Linked DNA regions of Mus musculus: all the other regions are linked to region 2. Evidence: chromatin loops called from intact Hi-C (ENCODE). Cell type or tissue: left cerebral cortex. All regions are shown on one strand.

Region 1 (2,500 bases), 150 kb after region 2:
GCCCCTGTCCCTAGAACCATAGGCAGACAGGCATGACATGACGTCTTGCCCCGTACTTTGCTTACATTTCATGTTTGAGTCATTTCATAAAATTTATGTTTCTTGGGTGCCCTTTGTGTGCAAACATTGCTTTTAATGGAGTACTATTGTGACCCTTTGTGGGTAGCATAGCCTATTTCCCTGTTGTCATTTTCTGTTTCTCTGAAAACTCACATTGATTTTTCTTCTGTGCTTTTAGGCAGCTGAGTCAGAACTTCTGAGGAGAGCGTCTGTTCTTGTCTGTTCTCGACTGACTTTGCAGGTAATGAGAACATTAGAGAAGTGGGTTAGAGCGCTCTAGATTAGGATTCCATTGCAATGTCCTGTTTTGAATAACATTTAGAATAGTGTATCTGCCACATGGCAGTGGTTGTAGCTACCACTTGGTAAGACTGAGGTAGGACAATCATAAATTCAAGGTCCGTCTAGGCTACTGTGTAAATTCCAGGTGTGAATTCAAGTCTGCTAGACCTGCTTACAGAACTTTTTTTTTTTTAACACGTTTCTTAAATTTTATTTCTAGTACTCATGTTTCCTTCCAGTACTTGAGAGTTAGGAAGGTCAGGACTTCAATGCCATCGTTGGCCACAAAGCAAAATTGAGGCAAGCCTTTACATTATGAGACTGTATCTACCAAACCAAAACAACAACCAAAAAATTGTAACACTCTAACAAAAAGTAAGACTATTACAAAGAATACAAGTAAACCAGAAAGTGTTAAGCGCAAATGTGTTGTCGGATATTTGTTCGGATATTTGATCACATTGTGAACCCCAAGATGTGTACTGGACAAACCTTGTTTTGGTGTGGCTCAGTCCTAGCACACAACTTTCATCCAAGAGCTTTCTGTTATTGCTTACAGAACCTTTGAGGGTGAAGCACAGTTAGTTGTACAGTGCTTTCTTCATATTAACACAAACCCACACAAAACACATGCACACACACCCTCTGTCTCTGTCACACACTCACACACATCAAATCATACTTCCTTTTTAAGGGGGGGGGCTGGAAGGAATTAAAAGGTCCCTCTGATAGGGAGTTTTTTTTTTTTTTTAATTTACATTAGTAATATATTTTAAACGTCTGTGCTCATCAAAACATGTTATGTCTTTATGTTAATGGTAATCAGTCTAACTACAGGGAGAATAAGAGGTTGATGTGAGTTAAGTTGACACAATGTTTCCAAAATAAACATTTCCTAGTGGAGAAAAAACTTTCCTTGATAGACTAGCTTCCTAGTGCTAACAGTAGGCTGCAGAAGAAAATCTGTGTGCTGTCAGTGAGCACGTACAAGAGAGGAGCACTTAAAAATAGTTATACAAAGGTTAAAAAATAACAACCAAAAAGCCAAATGACAAAAACAAACAAACAAAAAAACCCTTTCTTTTCAGCCAGCCGAGACCACTAAGTAGAATAAAATGTCATCCATCATTTCAGTGTTAAGAGCGCCCCCTGGTGTGGTCATATAATCATGGTTCTGTGGAATTTACGTGGCTTTTAGAATCTCCTTGTGCTATAAGATAGTGATGATCTTTCTTTTCCTGCTAGCTTGGCCAGCAGGTATATGGTGTATAATTTTCCACAGATGTGCAGTCACACATTTTTCTGGTGTCGATCCCTGCTCAGATATAGGATCAGTTTGAAAGCAGAATATGAGAATATGTGATTTCTAAAGTTCTTTATCTCATGTTAACATGCCATCCATTGTGCAATTATGCATACTGATATTAATTATTAAGGCACAACTTTGGGTGGGGAATAAACCTTGTTATGGGAAATTTCTGTTAACAATTCTGTCTTGGTAAATTGATGGGCATTTTACTAGTTAAACAAGAGAACTCAATTATGTTTATCTTTTAAGAAATTTACCTTGTGAAAAAGACACACATACTGAGACTTTCTTAGGAGCCTGCTGTTTCTCTGCAGCTGCTGAACGTGAAGTGTAAATGCCCTCCATTCTGTACTATGTCCAGGGATCTTAGCCAGGGATCCCCTGCTACCCATTAAGAATGTCATAGCAAATATCTCAGCCCAGACCAGCAGACTACTTACTTCTAACTGCTAGTTTCCTTGTATTTGTTTTCATACTCTTAAAAGGAATTGCATTGTCTTTGTGAGGTTAAATTGCATATATTATACTAAAATACACACGTATAAATTTTTACAGAGGTATTTGCTTTCTCCTATTTTCTCCTTCTATGCTAGAAGTTATTGACAGTTTAAATCATTTCTTATAGGCTTTGTGTCTTCAGTGTGATAATTGCAGGGCTACCGTATAAAGATATCTTTGTTTTTGTCTTTTGTAGATTCCCTTCTCATGTAATTTTGAAGCTATTAGCAAGATAGGTACTTACATTAGCCCCTGATTTGTTGAATAACCCTTTGAGTCCTGGTTTTTATATTTTTTTATATTTTTTGGGCAGGCCACTGACTCACAGGCTTAATCTCATCTTTTAGGAAA
Region 2 (2,500 bases):
TGTAAGACAACTTATTAAAAAAAAAGAAGAAGAAAGGAATCTGCTATATAGAAGCATTTTTACCATGTGCTCTCTCCCATAACACCGGGAAGACCATAAGAGAGTTAGGTTCCGTCAACTATAACGTGGCTAAGTGTCTCAAGTTGATTATCAGTCATCTTACTTGACATTGTTGAGTGATCTGCCTCATTCACCTGACCATTGCTATAAACCATCACGGGTCAGGGTTGCAGTTATCTTACTTTGAGTGTTAGCAGATGATAAATTACTAACGAAGTTACCATAAAAATTACAGCCTAATAGCATTGAAAATGTAAATGAGGAAAATACCTAATTAAAAAAAAATAAAAAACAAAACAAAACAAAAAATAACAAACAAAAAAATTTGCAGTCTAAGGGATATTTTCACCCTGCTCATAGATATCTGTGGTGAGACGATTGGCTCCTCAGAAATGGGCCGTTCTCTGTAAGCAGGTCGTAGTCCAAATATGACAGAAGGATGGTAATGATCACCTGCAGGACATGGATTATCTGTTTACATGGAAGTTCTATTGGGAACTATTGAACATAAAAAGAAACATTCCTGTTACCAGGTAAATTTATAAGCCGCAACTTTCATCCCTTCCATGACTTGACATTTTATACTTTGCCGAAAGTTTGGCATTTAAAAATAAGATGAAAACCATTCAGATTTTGACCACAGCACACTATAAATATGGATTGGCTTCCTGCCTCCTTTAATCCCATTTCTGCTCTTTGTGGGACATTTACCTTTCATCTGTTTATACAACTTAGCCGGGTTCAATTTAAAATAAAGCTGAAAGCAAAGACGTGAATTGCAACGGGATGGTTTGTGACTACACAGTCGGCCAGGCAGAGGTTGAAATAGATTTGGAAACCAAATTATGTATTTTTAACTTGGCAGCACAGCTTGCCGTGGGGAGATAAAGGGAGCTGAAATGGTTCTCTTCTCTTCATCCCTCCAGGAACTCCTCTCTCTCTCATCTCCACATTCTCCCATTGGGGAGGGCAGGGAGGGGAAAGGTGAACAGAGCAGGCCAGTAGAGAGAAGCTGGAATGGACTTCTGAAGGGCAGAAGTCTTTCAGCTTCTGATGAGTCAGTCAGTTAGTTCCTATCATGCTGATGTAGCTTGTTCCTGCTTAGAAGTGGCACCCACGTTGAGTTTGTCACAGAGGAACTAGAAAGTCGTTCTTTCTGTCTCTTGTCCACTTTGAACACAGTTGTATGGCTTCATAAAACTAGGTAGCTGACCACAGGAAGATAGTTTAGGAATCCTGCCTTTCCTTATTTTCTACATATCTGAGGCATACATACAGTCTTGGGGGCATATAATCTCAAACAATTAATACGATAAATATAGGTGGTTGCTTTAGATCATCTTCCTTAACCTTACTGATATGGAAATAGAAGACTTCCATTAATTTCACAAGGTTGCTCATTAGTGTAGTAGGACTTCATATTACTGGAATGTACCATGGTCTTAAATAATAAGATTGCTTCAGAAACACAGAGATGCACAAGGTAGGCATTATTCCTCTGCTAGAGAAGAGGTTGAGAGAATTCCTACTGAATGTCCACAATAACTAAGGCTAAAAATTGACAAAGTCACAGTTCACATCACATCTTCCAATCTTTAGTTAAGACACCTGATGGTTATGTCCATTTTTGGAGGCATCCTCACATAGTACTGTGTACCAAGAGTCAGTTATCCTGAACATAACTCTTATTATTTAGTTAAGGATAAATAAGCAATTATAACACCCCAAAAGAGAAAAATAATAGTATTTAAAATGGAGGAGAAAACATGGAAACTTGTATTCATTTGAGTGAACTTGGTCTATTTCTCTGACACAAACCTAATTGTTCTTAGGAAGTTTTCAGATGATCTGTGTCTCAGTCTGAAAGTTCCTGTGTCATGTGCTAGCTTTATTAATTGACTGTCAAACCACGATTAATAATCATACATCGAATGAATATTTTAAGTAGAGGAACAGAAAGTGAAAGCGACATTCCCTGAGTCACCAATTGATTCATTTGTTATACCAGTGTGCAGATACAGTGTTACGTAGAAGGAGTAATATGGAAGTCTTAAGACAGTATTTGGTATCAAAACTGCCTGTCATGGACTTTACCTCTAAGCAATAAAAAGAGATAAAAGTAGCCAAAATCAAACAAGTAAATGATAATATAGTGGGACAACTTAGTAACATCAAAATAGAAAGTGTGAAAGGAATCTAGTCTACATAGAAATGATGGCTAAACAAATCTTTCAAGTTAATAACAGAGGGTGCCAGGAGGGAAAGAGAAAAGTTATTGTTGGGCAAATAAACAACCAATAAAACCAAGCCAACTCAACAAGCAGACCAACAAAACAAATAAAATATGAATAAGTGGATAATAGATTGGTGTGATTATGAGAATCAAAGGTTTCTGGTGCCCTTCTTGTTCTAAAGTAGGGCCAGGATTATTACGGTACTA
Region 3 (2,500 bases), 320 kb before region 2:
GATGCTTACACTTAGAGCTCTAAGTCACGCCAGCCCAACTCTTCATTTTGCCACCACAAGGCTTCTCCTGCTGATTTAGAATCCAATATAAAGTGCAGTGCAGGTGCCAAGAGGATGAGTTGCATCCACAGAGAGTCTGAGTGATTCTGAGTCCTCCCTTTCCCAGGGTTAGGAACAGCACAGCTCCTTCACAGTAAGTGAACAAAGAGGGAGTCCTTGTGATTAGCTCCCATGTAGGCTACAGAATTGAGGAATGTTTCAAAAGTGAAAAAGAACTCCTCCTCTGTAGCTTCCGCTATTACATTTTGGGAAAAAAAGTCTTTGCTATTTAGAATTCCTATAAATAAAAATATTGGGGGGGGGGTGGTGGACTCAAGTTCTAGCCCCTCACTGACACCTGAGATCACAGAGCAGTCTCAAGTTTGCTTGGTATATTTCATTCTTTTCAATGTCTCCACCATGCCCTTCCCCTTACTGCTTCTGTCCCTTCTTGCAACTCCATGGAGACTATGTCTTAGAAAGAAGATATGGAATTGTCTATCCTCAAGTGGAGTTCTCAAAGATGTCTTTCACCATAAAGGCTGATGTGGTGGTCCCCTGGACTCTATCGATTCTACCATTTGAAGCACTTGGAACTAAACGTGCCTCCTGGGCAGAGGTCGACTAAACCGGGGAAGAGAGGCTCCACGTTGGATTGGCAGCCAATAGGCCTGATCAGAACCTCGCTCTTGGAGAAACAGGAATGCCAAATGAGGTAGGTTAATTGCACCAGCGTACTCATTAAAGTATGATTTGGTTCTTTGTAGACCCACGCTTGGAAACATGACCACCATATGATGATCTCCCATATTTGATGACATTCATCCATAATCTATGCTTACCCATGTAGTCTGACTTAAGAAATATGTTAGTTAAAAATTAAAATAGAGATACAGTATGTACATTACATAGGAATACAGATAGATATATGCTCATATATGTTTATTTCTTAATTTTCTCTATATTGTTTATCAGAAAAGGTGTTGAGGCAGGAAAAAATTATAAGATAATTGCATTTTCTCTTTTCAACTTAACTGCCTTTAAAGAGCAAGTAAAAAGAAACCCCCAAGTTTTATATATATACAAGGTCCTGCATAGGAGTGAGTTCTCATTCCTGTGTCAAGGCATGGGGGCGGGGGAGCTAATGAGTGTACAAACTGAAAAAACTTTAACCTTCTGAAACCAAGCATAGTTTATTGTGGGCTGAATCACCTTCAATTTTGTTCTGAGCTATAGGATAAACAGACCTTTCGATGTTCTTACTGAGTAGAAAGAGACCAAGATTCTGGTCAGCTATAGTTACCTTGGACTACCCAGGTGAAGCGGGTTAGTGCCTTTAACAATCTCTCGCCTATACTGAAAGGTTATTTTTGAAGACAAGGGGACTGAATGTTCCGTGTTCCCACCGTTGTCATGGAAACCTTTCAGCTAGCTGAATAGGTTAGCAGGATTTTATGTTCCCCATTTTGACAAATACAAGAAGACATGATCCCAGCTTTGCATCACTAATCAGGCGCTTCTGTTTTCCAGGCTTATGGCTCTTGATTAGTCATATTTTCTTAATGTTTTGTTGTTTTATTTATTTATTTTTTGCCACCCCCACTCCCTAACATAAATCAACAGGCAAGTTGTCTTTCAGAAATCATTTCCACTTTAAAAGCAGAGCCAAAATCGTGACTGGGCTGACCTTGTTGTGTGGGGACTCATACTGCTCACAGCTCTGAAAGGCTCCTGTAGATTAATTTAGGCTCCTGCTGAAGCTCTTCTGATTTCTACTGATTTTCAGTGGTTTCCTGGAGGTAAACTCACTTGCTAATAGGCAGGAATTATTCCTCATTTTAGCAACAACAGACAGCCAACACGGGCTTCTAAAGCACAGGTGAGATTCAGGAAAAAGGCATCCAAGGTTGAAACCAAAACAAGCTTGGTGCATGCGTGAATTCAGATCTAGCAAATAATGACTTTCCCATCTTATTTGAATCTAATCACCTTCCACATTTTTTCATTAATTTATTTAGTCAGTTTATATCCCAATCACACCTGCCTTCCTCTCATCCTAGTCTCGCCCTTACAAATTCCTCCCCCCCTGCCCTTATCTTTTCCTCCCCTCCTTAGAAAAGGGGAAGACTCCCTTGGGCACCACCCAGCTCTGGGATATCTAGTCGAAGCAGGACTAAGTGCATCCTCTTCCACAGAGGTCCAACTGGGCAATCCAGTGATGGCAGGCAACAGAATCATTGACAGCCTCTGCTCCAACTATTAGAGGACCCACGTGAAGACCAAGCTGCGTATCTGCTACAAATGTGTAGGGGATTTAGGTCCAGCCCCCGTGAGAGAACAAACTCCTAACAGTAGTAATGATACTCTTCTGTGCTTGCAGACAGGAGTCTACCATAACTGTCTCGTGAGAGGCTTCATCCAGCAGTGGATGGAAACAGATGGGGAGACCCACAGCCAAACA

The links. Hi-C counts contacts between places; a loop is a spot of excess contacts. Peaks named below come from ENCODE experiments on the same cell type or tissue, not always from the same donor. Only the 100,000 strongest peaks of a DNase experiment are listed, where the experiment ranks them.
Region 1: it touches region 2 in a loop (2.5-fold over the local background); 6 of 42 quality-filtered maps call a loop at or near these places.
Region 3: a loop joins it to region 2, with 2.8 times the contacts of the local background. A loop is called at or near these places in 2 of 42 quality-filtered maps.

The regions. Positions count from the first base shown.
Region 1 is chr5:71,501,252-71,503,751 of GRCm38, reverse strand. It overlaps Cox7b2 (cytochrome c oxidase subunit 7B2), which reads left to right. Exons shown (of 3, transcript NM_030052.3): 2 at 239-301. Among named protein-coding and RNA genes, the nearest start is that of Cox7b2, 46 kb to the left of the region's middle. In left cerebral cortex, a CTCF peak has its summit at 1,494 (motif pointing left); a DNase peak (open chromatin) is centred at 1,489.
Region 2 is chr5:71,652,709-71,655,208 of GRCm38, reverse strand. The region is part of intron 2 of Gabra4 (gamma-aminobutyric acid (GABA) A receptor, subunit alpha 4); the gene reads left to right. Among named protein-coding and RNA genes, the nearest start is that of Gabra4, 4.3 kb to the left of the region's middle. In left cerebral cortex, no CTCF peak of the experiment used is centred here; a DNase peak (open chromatin) is centred at 976; H3K4me3 peaks cover 552 bases; H3K27ac peaks cover 538 bases.
Region 3 is chr5:71,969,585-71,972,084 of GRCm38, reverse strand. All of the region lies in intron 4 of Gabrb1 (gamma-aminobutyric acid (GABA) A receptor, subunit beta 1), which reads right to left. Among named protein-coding and RNA genes, the nearest start is that of Commd8, 200 kb to the left of the region's middle. In left cerebral cortex, no CTCF peak of the experiment used is centred here; DNase peaks (open chromatin) are centred at 103 and 1,527; H3K27ac peaks cover 2,104 bases.